4 separate regions of the Homo sapiens genome follow, and regions 1, 2 and 4 are each linked to region 3. The links are chromatin contacts, found by Hi-C or POLR2A ChIA-PET in ENCODE. All regions are on one chromosome and are shown on one strand. Each heading gives the region's core, a stretch centred on a gene start or an enhancer-like site at or near the end of the contact. The rest is flanking DNA. Distances are from core to core; before and after follow the strand shown. Region 1 overlaps REV3L (REV3 like, DNA directed polymerase zeta catalytic subunit). Region 2 holds the start of SLC16A10 (solute carrier family 16 member 10). Region 3 holds the start of SLC60A2 (solute carrier family 60 member 2). Region 4 overlaps REV3L (REV3 like, DNA directed polymerase zeta catalytic subunit).

The links. A loop is a pair of places that touch in the nucleus more often than their neighbours do. ChIA-PET counts read pairs that join two places held with the same protein, here RNA polymerase II (POLR2A). Pooled maps may share reads with other maps.
Region 1: a loop to region 3 is called in a map with no recorded cell type, with 6 times the contacts of the local background. The contact joins the enhancer-like site here to the promoter of SLC60A2 in region 3. A Hi-C loop is called at or near these places in 4 of 37 single-sample maps with no recorded cell type and 7 of 50 pooled maps.
Region 2: a loop to region 3 is called in a map of CD8-positive, alpha-beta T cell, with 12 times the contacts of the local background. The contact joins the promoter of SLC16A10 here to the promoter of SLC60A2 in region 3. A Hi-C loop is called at or near these places in 6 of 168 maps with a recorded cell type or tissue (CD4-positive, alpha-beta memory T cell, CD8-positive, alpha-beta T cell, HepG2 and 1 more) and 14 of 50 pooled maps. POLR2A ChIA-PET finds 5 or more read pairs at or near these places in 6 of 52 experiments (CD4-positive, alpha-beta T cell, CD8-positive, alpha-beta T cell, Panc1 and 3 more).
Region 4: a loop to region 3 is called in a map of B cell, with 8 times the contacts of the local background. The contact joins the enhancer-like site here to the promoter of SLC60A2 in region 3. A Hi-C loop is called at or near these places in 2 of 168 maps with a recorded cell type or tissue (B cell and GM12878), 22 of 37 single-sample maps with no recorded cell type and 12 of 50 pooled maps. POLR2A ChIA-PET finds 5 or more read pairs at or near these places in 1 of 52 experiments (OCI-LY7).

Annotation. Positions count from the first base shown.
Region 1 is chr6:111,425,544-111,429,117 of GRCh38, forward strand. All of the region lies in intron 1 of REV3L (REV3 like, DNA directed polymerase zeta catalytic subunit), which reads right to left. Among named protein-coding and RNA genes, the nearest start is that of REV3L, 56 kb to the right of the region's middle. RefSeq lists a silencer at 1,850-2,050. Within about 2 kb of position 1,933, at least 7 of the 41 ENCODE cell types and tissues checked have a DNase peak (open chromatin) inside an H3K27ac peak, as active enhancers do.
Region 2 is chr6:111,085,851-111,089,429 of GRCh38, forward strand. SLC16A10 (solute carrier family 16 member 10) reads left to right here and starts at 1,653. Exons shown (of 6, transcript NM_018593.5): 1 at 1,653-2,245. The coding sequence starts at 1,903. RefSeq lists silencers at 1,334-2,013, 2,044-2,223 and an enhancer at 2,036-2,536.
Region 3 is chr6:111,258,085-111,261,369 of GRCh38, forward strand. SLC60A2 (solute carrier family 60 member 2) reads left to right here and starts at 1,255. Exons shown (of 4, transcript NM_153369.4): 1 at 1,255-1,643. The coding sequence starts at 1,617. SLC60A2-DT (SLC60A2 divergent transcript) reads right to left here and starts at 1,128. Exons shown (of 3, transcript XR_001743807.2): 1 at 1,040-1,128. RefSeq lists enhancers at 905-964, 1,285-1,364.
Region 4 is chr6:111,404,706-111,408,247 of GRCh38, forward strand. REV3L (REV3 like, DNA directed polymerase zeta catalytic subunit) reads right to left here. Exons shown (of 32, transcript NM_001372078.1): 4 at 765-925. Among named protein-coding and RNA genes, the nearest start is that of REV3L, 77 kb to the right of the region's middle. Within about 2 kb of position 1,571, at least 3 of the 41 ENCODE cell types and tissues checked have a DNase peak (open chromatin) inside an H3K27ac peak, as active enhancers do; they include B cell and OCI-LY7, where a contact is called at or near this core.

The DNA of each region.
Region 1 (3,574 bases), core at 683-3,182, 170 kb after region 3:
TGGGTGGGTAGAGAGGAATCTAACTTGAGAACTGCTACATAATTTAAAATGTCTGGTTTTCAACAAAAATAAAATTATAAAACACACAAACAGGCAAATATGGCACCATATATATATATATATGCACACATATATATAAAAGCAGACAACAGAAACTGTTCATGAAGAAGCCAAGGTGTTGGACTTACTGGACAAAGATTTTAAGCCAGCTATTTCAAAAAACTAAAAGAAACATGTCAAGAGAGTTAAAGGAGAGTATGAGACCAACATCTTACCAAATAGAGAATATCAATGAAGAGAGAGAAATTATAAAAAAAGAACCAAATAGAAATTCCAGAATTGAAAAGTTCAATAACTAAAATGAAAAATTTACAAGAGGGGGTATGATACTATGATATAAGAAGAAATATATATTTGGTCTTTGTCCCTCTTCCTGGTACACAGCTCCTAAAACGTTTGGATTCTTTTAAGTGTTAAGTGTTTACATGTGTACCAATGAGATGACTGGTAGCTGGGGGCTCCTGGATAGCCTCAGGTAGGGCAGAAGTGCAGGGAGCCTAGGGACTCCATTTGTGGCTGGTGTCTGAAGTGAGCAGTACTATCGGACAGAACCCTTACCCTGTAGGGTATACATTAGTAGTAGTTAGTGTCAGAATTGAATTCAATTGTAGAACACCCACAGTTGATGTCAGAAAACCGAGAATTTGTTACTGTAAAACTGATGCACAGGATGTCTTTTTCAAATTGGGTGGCCTCTAAGAAGGCTTTCAACTGAGTCTAGCTGAAAATTTGATGGATTTAAATCTTACTTTCTCCTTATAAACTATTTTCTTTCTCCTTATAAACAATGAAGATATGTATAATGTCCTCACATCTCCCCTTTATGGAACGGAACTAGAAGGGAATCAATTAACCCATTTATGCCAGAGGTTGCAATTTTTTGTGTGTGAAAAATCAGACTTTGGTGATGACCCTGAGCAGTAGGATATAAATAACTCCCACAAGCTTAGCAGCCCAATAATGGAACACTAGGCATAAATGGGTTAAGGGCCAACTTCCAAACTGAACAACAGTAGTTTGATGATTAATATGATTCTTTTATGATTAATATGTCAGAAATCTGATGAAATGTTGTATCCAAAGTTCATAAGCAATTTAATCTGCAATTATTGTTATAGAAAGTAAATCAACAATTCCCTTGATTTTCAATAACTATGAAACTATATGGGTACTGCTCAAAGGCACACGCCATGGTACAACTATTTCTAAAAAGCTCAGTCTTAAAAAACAAAGCTTCTAACAGTAGTTTCAAGCACAAATCTCCAAGAAAATGTGCACCTTTCAGACTAAACGTCATAAAAATAATTAGTGTTATTAACCTTAGTGAAAAATAAAATTCTGGCTTGTAAAACAAACACTTTTTAGTTTCAGATAATTTAGCCAGAATGGTCACACACATTAATTTTTGTGGTATTTTAATTGAAAGGTAAATAAACCAAAGTCTCAAAAAAAAATTCTGATTATGACATGAAAATTCATCTCAATTTAAAGCAATATCAAAAGTTAATCAAAACAAACTTACTGTCTGGTCAAATTTGTACATAAATACCTAAATGCTCCTTCAAATGCAAATAAATAAAATATTATTGGTAATTAACATTATATGCAAGTCTAGTAAATTATTCAACCATATTTTATGGTAGCTGAATACTAAAGGACCTTAAGCTTTTACCTGTCTAAAAGAAAGTTGAAAAGACAATGCACAGAATGAAAAAAAAGTTGTGAATCATATATTTCATAAGGGACTTGTATCTAGAACAAACAACTCTTTCAACTCAATAATAAAAAGACAATAAAATTTTAAAATGGACAGAGACTTCTGGTTGTAAAACGGTGGTACAGAAGTAACCTGGCTTCACTCACTGCCACAGGAAACCAAAACCACAAATACAGTGCTGACACGATCATGAGCAATATCCCGAACTCAAATATGAGGAGACAGTTCCCAAGGCCACAAAGAAGTGAAAAAACTCTGAGCAAAAGAAAGCAAATTAGACTTTCATAATCACAGTGCCCCTCCCCTCAATCTGTCCAGCACCAAGCATGCAGAAAACTTTCCCAACTCAGAGTTGCTACACTGGAAAAAGTATAACTGAGGTGGACAACTGGCTTCTCCACCATCTTGGGTTTGTTGGCAAGAGACCTATCCCTGTCCTAATAACTGGGAGCAGTGGAAATACCTAAGGGAGAAATAATCCCTGAAAACCACCAGAAATAAAGAGAAGAGGTCGGAGGTGGGACTACCATCCCTAGTCCTGGAAACTCTGCTATGTAACTCAGCCAAAAGAGATGCCAAGTTGGAGTGGCTGTTCAGCAGCACCACACTGTTAAGAGGTTCATTTCACAGGTTCATTGGACATGAACCTCTACCCAGAGGTTAGGTGCTGAAAAGGAGGCAGCAACCTAGCAGATTTAAGAAAAAAAAAAAAAGAAAGAAAATTAACAGGTAAACTTCAAAGAATCTCTAAGCAAGCATATTCGATAAAAACCAAAACAAGCCAGATAGAGAAGACTAGAATAAATAACTAATCCTTGAATGCAAAGACACAGATGTATATCCACAACAAACAACAGAAAACAGGGAACCATGACCTCAAACAGACAAAGCAAGGAACCAGTGACTGACCCTAAGAAGACAGTGACATGAGCTTTCTGATCAAGAATTCAAAATACCAGGTATAAGGAAATTCAGTAACTTTTACAAGGCAAAGCAGAAAAGTAATTAAGAAATTTATTAGAGAAATTTAGCAAGGAGATCAAAATAATACAAAAAAAACCAAACAGAAATCGAAATTGAGAAATACATTTGGTGAACAGAAAAATTCATTAGATACTCTCAATAGCACAATGGAAACTAAATAACCTACAAGACAACACAGAAAAGTAATACAGAAATTTATTAGAGAAATTTAACAAGAAGAGTGAAATAATACAAAGAAAACAAACAGAAATCAAAACTGAGAAATACATTTGGTGAACTGAAAAATTCATTAAAGTCTCTCAATAGCAGGATATATGAAACAAAAAAAAGTCAGTGAGCTCAAAGACAGGCTATTTGAAAATACATGAGGAGAAAAAAGAAAAAAACCAATGGAAAGGAATGAAGGCTGCCTTTAAGATACAGAAAATTACCTCTAAAGACAAAATCTAAGAAATTTATTGGTATTTAAGAGTGAGGGCTCTTGTTAAGCAAGGGAAAGGGGCAAAAAGCTTATTTCAAGAAATAACAGAAAAAAATCCCAAAAACTTGAGAAAAAGATAAATATCCAGGTACAGGAATAAAGGTAAGACAACACCAAATAGATTTGATGCAAATAAGACTACTCCCAAGTTATATAATAATGAAACACTCAAAGGTCAAGGACAAAGAAAGCAGCAAGAGAAAAGAAGTAAATGATGTATACAAGTGCTCCAACTTGTCTGGCAACAGACATCTTAAGAGAAACTATAAAGGCCAGGAAAGAGTGGAATGCCATCTTCAACGTGCTTTAAAAAAATGCCATCTAAGAATAAA
Region 2 (3,579 bases), core at 403-2,902, 170 kb before region 3:
CCTTTCCATCCTATACTCTTTGGAAGAAAGTTACTACGCATACCCACACTTAAAGAGTAAACCATTGTACTTCACCTCCATGAGGGAGGGAGTATGTTCATAAAGTATTTACATTTCCTGCAGGAGAGATTTGTCTATTCTCTCCTCATTATTTATTTAATCATTTACTTACATCAGTACTGACTCGTGGATAATTCTTACATATGTGTTTGTTTGTGTGCATGCAAATATATAATCGATGTGCTTTCTTTGCCCAATAATATGTTGTGGACAACTTTCAAAGTCAATAAATACAGATGACCTTCAGAACTTTTAGAGGTTTTAAAGTAAGTATCTAATCAGTCTTCTACCAATGTACATTATACTTCCAAATTTTCCTTATTTCCAACAATACTGGGGTATCATCTTCATACATACATTTTTGTGCACTTATGTGCCTATTCCTTTGTTTACTATTTTACCCTCATTTCTAAGGCAGATTACACTTGAGCTATGTTCCCCATTCCACAACCAAGCACGGCTTGCTTTCCTTAGTTTATGCTATTTTCTCTACCTGGAATGCTCTTTTCCTGTCTTGACCCACTGAAGTCGTATGTATGAATCAGGGCTTCGGCCAAAGGCTGTTTGCTGTAGAGGCTCTTCTACAGTGTTTGGAGAGAATTTAAGGGACTATCTCATCTCTCTCTTTTGTACATGTATTATAACACATCATCTGAGCCTCCTAGTCTCTCCCAGGACTCTTTTTTCCTACCAGTTTATCAACTGATAAGAGGCAGAAACGAGATCAATCGCACTCATCTGTGTACTCTATCACAGTGGTGGGCACATCAAGTAACTAGCATATTTTGACTTTGATTGAAGTGAAGAATACGAATAACAGAAATTAAGAAGCATCCTCAATATTGCATAGCAGGTTACTCTTCTTTTCTTTTACATAGGATGGCACTCCATGCTTCAGGGAGACAGAGGAGTTGAATACAGGTTTTAGTTTTTGTTTAAAGTGAAAACGACTCTGATGTAGTTGAAAAGTAATGCTTTCTAGCTGTCTGTTAAAAATGTTTGTTGGTTGAAGACTTCGGAATTGCAGTCCAGTGAGGACTGAAAATAAGCATCTTTGGTGTGCCAAATATTCATAAGGAAATTGTATACGAATGCAAGAGAATGGAACTGAAGTAATAAAATAAGGGCTCTGATCCTTCAGATGACTTATTTAAGAAGCCAGGTGGCATAACGAATCTTACATATTATAATTAGTACTGAGAGGTGAATGCCAAAACATAAAACAAACACAATCGAGACAATGTTAGTGTGACTGTGACGCTGTGTCGGTGAGTTGAGGCTAACGATCCAGTGTGGCTCTCCTGAAGGCCCACCGCGCCCGCACCTAGGAGACGCGCCCCTTCTGCTCATGCTTTGAGGCGGGGTGACCCACACATCTGTGCCCCTCTCTGAGCAGGAGGAGGCCCCGTCGCAGACGCGCGCGCAGACAGCGTCTGCCGCGGGCACCTGGGGCCGCGCGCCGCGGGGCGCCCCGCCTCCGCTCTCCGAGGCCCAATCATCTGGAGGCTGTGGGGGCACGTCCCGCTCCCGGCCACGCCCCCAGCCGGCGGGGCGGGGGGTGCTTTTAAGAACCGGCGGCTGGCAGTGGGCTCAGTCGGGGGTGCGGGGCTGTGACCTAGAGGCTTCAGTGTCGATCCCCGAGGTGTTCGCGCGCGCCAGCTGTCCTCGCGGCCGCCTGCGCGCTGGCCGCCTGCGCGCTGCCAGCCCGCCCGCCCGCCAGGGGCTCCGCCGCCCTCGCCTCGGCCTCGTTAGCCCGCCAGGAGCCCCGCAGCTCCTCCGGGAGCCCGCTGGTAACTCGCGTCCCTCGCGCTTCTCCGGCGCCTGAGGGGCCCGCCTCGGGCCATGGTGCTCTCCCAGGAGGAGCCGGACTCCGCGCGGGGCACGAGCGAGGCGCAGCCGCTCGGCCCCGCGCCCACGGGGGCCGCTCCGCCGCCCGGCCCGGGACCCTCGGACAGCCCCGAGGCGGCTGTCGAGAAGGTGGAGGTGGAGCTGGCGGGGCCGGCGACCGCGGAGCCCCATGAGCCCCCCGAACCCCCCGAGGGCGGCTGGGGCTGGCTGGTGATGCTGGCGGCCATGTGGTGCAACGGGTCGGTGTTCGGCATCCAGAACGCTTGCGGGGTGCTCTTCGTGTCCATGCTGGAAACCTTCGGCTCCAAAGACGATGACAAGATGGTCTTTAAGACAGGTGAGGCGCGGCGCCCGCCGAGGCCAGCCTGGGCGACCCGCGTGGGGCCCCCGAGCGCATCCCGCGTGTGGGCTGTGTCTGCCTCCGAGTGTGCATGTCGGTGGGTCCCTGTGCCAGAGGGTGCGAGCAGGGGGGTCTTTCGAGTTGCAGACAGAGCCTGCCGCTTCTGGGGCCTCGGGGTGCCCGTCTTTATATGGAATCCAGCTGCAGAGCTGTGTGTTTGCAAGCAGGTCGCAGAACTTACTTGCCGAGATCGTCCTCCTTTCCCCTCAGCAGAGCAGACGCTAACAGTCCACAGGAGCCCTTCCTTTTATTGTTTGAAAACAAACAGAACCCCAGAACCTTCAACCCCAGTCATCGCCCTGTCATTTTTGTGGTCTCTTTCGTGACTATGCCAGTTATGTAGTTCTTCACCTGCCTCCCTGGGCCGCAGAGGGGTGTGCGTATGTTGGCGGGGCGGGGGGTGGAGTTTGGAGGAATGAAAGAGATTTGTACGAAGGTCACTGGAGTTCCAAAGGGGGCCCTGCAAGAGTCACGGTTCCGTGCGTTCCCGTCCCCCCGCCTTTTTTTGCCCTCTGGGTTAAATGTAGAAAACACGGGAGGCAGCCGGATTAGGGACTAGGATGAGGAAGGTGAAGGGTTGCTTCTTCCCTCTTCCTGTTGTGTTTTTTGACATTTTTTTTTAACCATATAGTAAATTAGATACAAAAGGTGCAGATTCAGCGTTTTCTCCCTGTAGAGCATTATTATGACTTTTTGGCTGGTTAGGCAAAAAACAAATCTAAGACCTTCTGCATGACACTTTAACATAAATTCTTTCACTTTATCCTGCAAGGTGAGCGCGGTCAACCCCATTTGGGTGAGAAAACTGTAGCTCAGTGAAAGTGTCTTGGTGGGTAGTAGAATGGCAATAAAACACATATCAACTGACTTCAAGGGCTAAGTGATTTCCATTACTAAATCAACCTCCCTCCCCATCATTTGGGGTAACTTTATATGATTAATAGTCTTTTTTTTTAACCTTGATTTTCTATTATTTTTAGAGTGAATATTTCTTAGGTCTTTAGTATGCATATGAGGAATGGGCAAGACTGTAATAAATTCTGAGACAAAGGTAATGCTGGGTTATGCTGAGAGTTTTAAAACCTGACATAAATACTATTAAACTATTTGTATCATTCTGCAACTTACTTTTCTTCCATTCCGCATCATGTTTGTGACTTATCCACATAATACCTCAGTGTGAACTGATAACTCAAATTCTTTCCATTTTAACTTAGGTGGTTTGCATTGTTTGACTATATTATACTCTATGCATTCTCCCTCTGATGGGC
Region 3 (3,285 bases), core at 5-2,504:
CGGGGCATGGTGGCTCATACCTGTAATCTCAGCACTTTGGAAGGCCAAAGGCAGGCGAATCACTTGAGGTCAGGAGTTCGAGACCAGCCTGGCCGACATGGTGAAAACTCGTCTCTACCAAAAAGCGCCACAACACTCCAGCCCGGGCGACATAGGCTCTGTCTCAAAAAAGAAAACAAACAAACAAAAAAAAAAGTGGGGGTGCGGGTGGGGGGAAGACTTAATGACTAAACGAATAAGTCTGGAGAGACGGGTTGCAAGGGATGATGAGACTAAGGTTTGTAGTCTGGGAGCCTAAGTGGATGAAAGTTGGAAGAATCAGGTGGAAAAGAACATTTCAAATAGACCACAAAGAAAAGTATATAACATTTTGAGGCTGTGGTACGCTTTGTTAAAGAGCAAAAGGAAAACAATTCCTCAAATCAGGGGGGAGGGATAGCATTAGGAGATATACCTAATGTTAAATGACGAGTTAATGGGTGCAGCACACCAACATGGCACATGTATACATATGTAACTAACCTGCACGTTGTGCACATGTACCCTAAAACTTAAAGTATATAAAAAAAATTCCTCAAATCGATGCCACGCTCCACTTCTTTACAACGATGGAATTATTTCAGGAATTGGAATTATTTCAGGAATTGTGTTTGAAACCACAGCTTTGGATCCCGATTTCTTTCTTGAGCTACTGTTACACTGTTTATATACGGCCACTAATTCGATGACTGAGCTTGGGCAGATTGTTAATTATTTTCTATGACTTAATCTTTCTATCTGTACAACGGGGATAACGTGGAATTTGGAGTGTTGTGAGGGTTGAGATAATATACGTGATAACTTACACAATGACGTTCAACAAATACTTGTGGAGTGAAAGATGCGCGATTCATTGACAGATCTCAGGGATTTCAGAAAGCTGTATAAGGACCAGCTCTTCAGGCTCCCTTCGCTCCCCAGGAGACCGGGGAGCCGGCGCGAGGCGCTACAGTGTAATTCTTGGCCCCTTTTCCTCATAATGGTTTGGCCGCATTTTTACCTCTTGATTTCCCTGGTCCCAGGCTGCAACTTCAGCTCGCTCCGCCATGGGGCGCACGTCCGCCAGCCTCTGTGAGCTCAGCTAAGTATGATGCCTAGGCTAGAGAGCTACGTCCGGTCTCCTAGGCAACCATATCAACTTCCGGCTTGAGGCACGATAGCGGTTGGCGAGAGGCCACATTTCCGCCACGTGACCCGCGCATGCGCCTGCTTGCTGGAGAGCGAGCGTCTTTTGCCACGAACACCTGCGGCGTGCCGAAGTTCCTCTTCTCTGCCCCGGTTCCGGGCGGTCCGCTGGGAGGTGGCGCCCGGAGGGACACCCGTGCCTGGGGTCGGGGCCAGTGCTCTTCTCGGAGCTCCAGAAGTTCTGCTGAGAAGCGCGGCGGCAGCAAGACGACTTCTCCGGAGCCGCCGAGCTGGAGTTAGAGGTGGAGCTCCGTGGGGCCGGGCCCCCGGCTGCGGGGCAGCGGCTCCTGCAGGCGGAGGCCCCGGCGGAGAATGAGCCGGAGCCGGAGGTGGTGGTGGTCTCCTGGCAGAGCGGTGGGACCGGGAGCAAGCTGCGGTGGTTCACCACCTTGATGCTGTGTGCCTCCTTCCTGGGGCTGGTGAGAGCCGGGGCTGCAACACTCCCAGGCCGGGGCGTTCGAGTCTTGCCTTCGCCACTTGCAAACTGACCTTGGGCGCGTTACCTAATCTGACTGGGCCTCAGTTTCATCATCTAGAAAATGGGCACAATTCTAATCTTGGAGGAAATAGATTTTCTGAATACGTCTTTCAGCTCCAGCAAGCTTTTTTTTTTTTTTTTTTTGACGGAGTCTCGCTCTGTTGCCCAGGCTGGAGTGCAGTGGTGCGATCTCGGCTCACTGCAACCTCTGCCCCCAGGGTTCAAGCGATTCTCCTGCGTCAGCCTCCCGAGTAGCTGGGATTACAGGCGCCTGCCACTAAGCCCGGCTAATTTTTGTATTTTTAGTAGAGACGGGGCTTCGCCATGTTGGCCAGGCTGGTTTCAAACTCCTGACCTCAGGTGATCCGCCCACCTCGGCCTCCCAAAGTATTGGGATTACCGGCGTGAGCCACGGCGCCCGGCCCGGCAAGCCTTCCTACGTCTCCTTCGTCGGATGGGAAGGTTGCAAGAGGGGTTCACCAGGTCTTTGGCCGCTGCTCTCCGCACCCACCCACTCAACCCCCAAATTATTACACAGAAAAACTACTTTTCTGGAATTTCTTCCTGGTGATCTGACCAAATTCAGCCAACCGCTTAATTTTGCAGATAAGGAAATAGGCCCGGAGGGGAAAGTGACTTTCTGGATCACACAGCTGGTTAAGTGATAGAGCCAGAAATATGTCTTTTACTCTGCCCACCATCCTATTTATTAATAAAACCAACCTTTAGATTCTTAAATGTTTTTCTTGGAGCAAAGGGCAAGCCTAGAGGCGCCTTTTGCCAAACCCCTGGGTCGCCACTCAATTCACTTTTCGGAAACCTCCTCCTTATCACTTGATAATTATGATCCTGGGGGAGTTGAGAGGATGAGTCCTCCCAAGAGTCATGTGTGGTCACTTACCATCTCAGGGACTCTGAGCCACAGTTGTTTCTTAGAGTATTTTGATTGGGGGCGGTGGGGAGGGGTGAAGAAAGAAATCACTTCAGACTTTTGGTGAGTCGTCACTGACTTGTCCGGTCCTGTTGTAAATCCTTTGAAGACATGAACTAATTTGATTAGATTCTGTGCTCAGGCTTCTCTCGAAGTACGAGGTGCTTGCTGTGCACCTGGGCCCATAGTGGTCCGTGGTCTTGGACTGTTACGAGTTGGGCAGGGGGCGCACCCCATGCATTTAGAGCAGAGCAGGGCAATTAGAATCAGTTATTCTGGAAATGTAGACTGATTGGAAACATTTTTTTCTTTAAATGTCCAATGAATTTCCTCTGAAAGTCAATTGTAATCCTTACCTCTTGCTGACACTGCATTGAGTAAAGTTTTATTGTTAAAGTCATTCTGTACTTGGGCGTGTAATATTTTTTAAGCAACCTTTACTGACTAATTCTGATGGCGTGGAAGAAAAGTGTAGATTTAGAAACATTTAAATTGTTTATCTCCTGTATGTTTTATATGTATAGTTCAGGGGAAGGACTCCATGTGCATCCAGAAATATTGCTGTTTAACAACATAAAAAACAGGAATCATATTTTGATGTTTTGATCAAGGTTTTGACGTTTTCCAGTGGCTCAGTCAGAACTCACTACAG
Region 4 (3,542 bases), core at 321-2,820, 150 kb after region 3:
TTTGAGAGGAAATCACTTATTCAAATAGCCATGTTATTCTGTTTTGTTCATAATATCAACGGCTCTATAAATAAAGAACTTTAAAGAAATAGCAAATTCACCCAGAGAAAGCTCTGCCTGCAATATTTTTCAGGTCATGTCACACAAAGAAAAATAACAATGCTTGCACAGCCCACTGAGATAAAATGGACAAGGATGTTCAGTGGTGGAGGTGATGGCTCAAGGGACTTAGGAATCCGTCTGGAATGCTGAGAGACCAACACGTCCACTAACCTACAGCTATTCACACCATCAGGGAAGTGCTGGACTAAAGTAACAAGGCTCTAACAACTCCAGGGATTTCTAGAATTGTGTATCATATACTATTCCTAAAATATAAAAAGTAACATTAAGGTCTGAGGTTAAAAAAAAAAAAGAATCACAATACATATCAATTGCTAAGCAGTGTAAAGGGTTCACTTTTGCAGTGGTCTAGAACTAAACCCACAATACCTTTTAGGTAGCCTGTATACTAAAAACCATCAAACTGTCCTCTTTAAACGGATATAAATTATAACTCAATAAAGCTGTTACCAAAAAAAATTTTTTCTGAGATGCTTTTCCTGACAATCTCTAATCCCACTTTGCATGTATTTCTTTTCATTCTTTAGTCACTCAACATTTATTTTCTAAATATATATTATTTTATAAATCACTGACTATATAACACTTGTTTCAAAACTTTAATTTGACAAAAATTTAATTTGACTGAAAATTAACCTTACTTTTCCTTCTTGCTTTTCGGAACTTGACAGCAGCCAGATTTATTAAATTCATGCCATAAAGATTGTAGTCAATGAAGAGCTGTAGGAGGTAGGGAATATGCGCTTCATGAGGCTGGTAAAATTTATTCATTATGGCTCCGCTTTGCAAAAGTTCACATATCCTAAATTAGAAAAAAAAAGTTTTATCATAAAATTATGTTCCCTAAAATGTTAAATGAAACAATGATTATAGAAATATACAGAACAAAGCACTTATTAGCACACAAAATTTCCATCTCAATTTTACCGGAAATTTGTATTTTGTTAGAAATTAAAAGTTTCAATCAAGTTTTCAAGTAAGCAACATGTTCTGAATAACAAAAAACTGCATGGATGAAGAATATTTTGTCTTAAACCAATTTGATACTAACTATATTTAAAAATTAAAAGGTTTTTAAAATAAAATTTTTCTTTTAAAAATAACAAATAATTTTGAAAAGATTAATATTCAAAAAAGGAAAAGAAATCATTACTTATAATCCCACCACTCAGAGGTATTGCCATTTTGATATTTTTCTTTCCTGAGTATTTTTTTTCCCTTCATGATGACGAATACAAACAACAGACAATTATATACAGCATAGTTAAGTACTATGTGGGGAAATACATTAAACATCTAGAAAAGATACTAAACAGATAGAGGTACAGAGGTGGTTTCTGCAAAACCTTAGAGAAACTCTCTAAGCAAGAGACTAAATGATGAACTAGAGGCACTTTTTTCTCTGAAGAGAGGGAAGAGTATTCACGTAAATAAAACTGCACATGTAAAGGGTCACGAGAAAACACGGCTTATTCAGGAACTGAAACCACTGAGTAAGACTGTGACCTAGTGTCAGAGGCAGGGATAGAGAAGTAATGAGAAGTAAGAGCATGAAGAGCCTGTTAAGACATTTGAAGAGGTAGTGAAATTTGTCTGAGAGGTGAATAGCAGAAAAGTGACATCACCAGACTAGCTATAGAACACAGAAGACTACAGGTAAGGAGTAAATAGGCTGTTGTGGAAAAACTAAGGATGGTGGCTATAACAAGGATCATAGAAATGTACTGATTCAGGAGACATATAAGGGGTGAAATGATCAGGCCTTGATGACTAACTAGATGTGAAGGGTGAGACAGAAAAGGGGCTGAGGGTGATGCCTAGATTTCTTGCTTAAGCAGCTGGTTAGTGGTGGTGCAATTATTTGAAAGGGGAAGAACTGTAAGAAAAATTGGTTTGGGATTTTTTGGAAGGGGAATAAGGATAAACTCAATTTAGACACAAGGGCATTTAGGTATAGTGGGGATCCAATAATAATATTGGAAATGAATCATAAAGAAAATAATAATCATTTTATTAACACAGCAGAGGTAACTAACATTTCTGAGCACTATATATTGGATACTGTGCTAACGTACTTTATTACAAGTAATGTTTATTACAAGTCTGTGGTACGATCATCTCCATTTTATAAATAAAGAAATTATCTTAGATTTAAAAATCACACAAAAGATAGAAGAGCTCTGAGGTGGGAGGACCACCTGAGCCCAGGAGTTCCAGGTTACAGTGAGGTATGATGGCGCCACTGCATGCCATCCTGGGCAACAGAGCAAGATCCTGTGTCTTAAAAAAACAAAGGGGCTAAAATTCAAATCAAAATTTCTCTGCCTTGTGAGCCCTCACTCTTAACCACTCGGCTATTCCATCTATCCAGTAGATGGTTTGATATATTGTTTAGAAGCTCTAGAGAGAAATGAGGCTATTCATATACATTTGGAAGTCAAAAGCATAAAGATAAACAAAAACAAAAGTTAAAACCAAACAAACCCATGGGAGTAAATAAGTCTGTAGAGGGAACAGAAAATATACAGAGTAAAGATGAAAGTCTAAGGCAGAATTCTAAGAAACAACCATAGATGTTAAAATGTAAACCAACAAAATGGCAGAAATATGATTGATCACACTGGAATGAGAAAAACTAGAGGTGGTATATATCACAGAAGCTAACATTTAGGATTGTTTTAAGGCACCATAAGCATCACCATGAGGTCAAAAAGTAAGGACCTAAAATTGGATTTAGCAACACAGAGGTCATTAGTGAAAGCAATTTTCAGTAAAATGGTTGGGGTAGAAGCCATATTGTAGTAAGTTAAAGAGTGAATGGGAAAGCCGAGCACAGTGGCTTGTGCTTGTAATCCCAGCACTTTGGGAGGCTGAGGCAGGTGGATCACTTGAGGTCAGGGGTTCTAGACCAGCCTGGCCAACATGGAGAAACCCTGTCCTTACTAAAAATACAAAAAAATTAGTCAGACGTGGTGGTGGTGCCTGTAATCCTAACTACTCAGGAGGCTGAGGCAGGAGAATTGCATGAACCCCGGAGGATGAGGTTACAGTGAGCTGAGATCGTGCCATTGACCTCCAGCCTGAGCAACAGGGCAAGATTCCAATTCAAAACAAACAAACAATGAATGGGAGGTAAGAAGTTGGATACACAAAGTATAGATAAATCTTTCAAGGAGAATGGCTAAATGAGAAAGGTGTTTCTATGAGTATGAATGTGTGCGTATAATTAGCAAAGTTTTATTAATATTAAAATGGAATTGGAAAGAAAGACGGGAATAGCCGACAGATGGAAGCGATCCTTGAAAACATCAAAGAAGATGAATCTTGAGCCTCAGAGGTGAGGAGGAAAAATTTCTTTCACGGAATAGGCAGCGAGGAGAGAATGGATGTAAATGCAATTTAAGGTTAAGAAAGCCTTA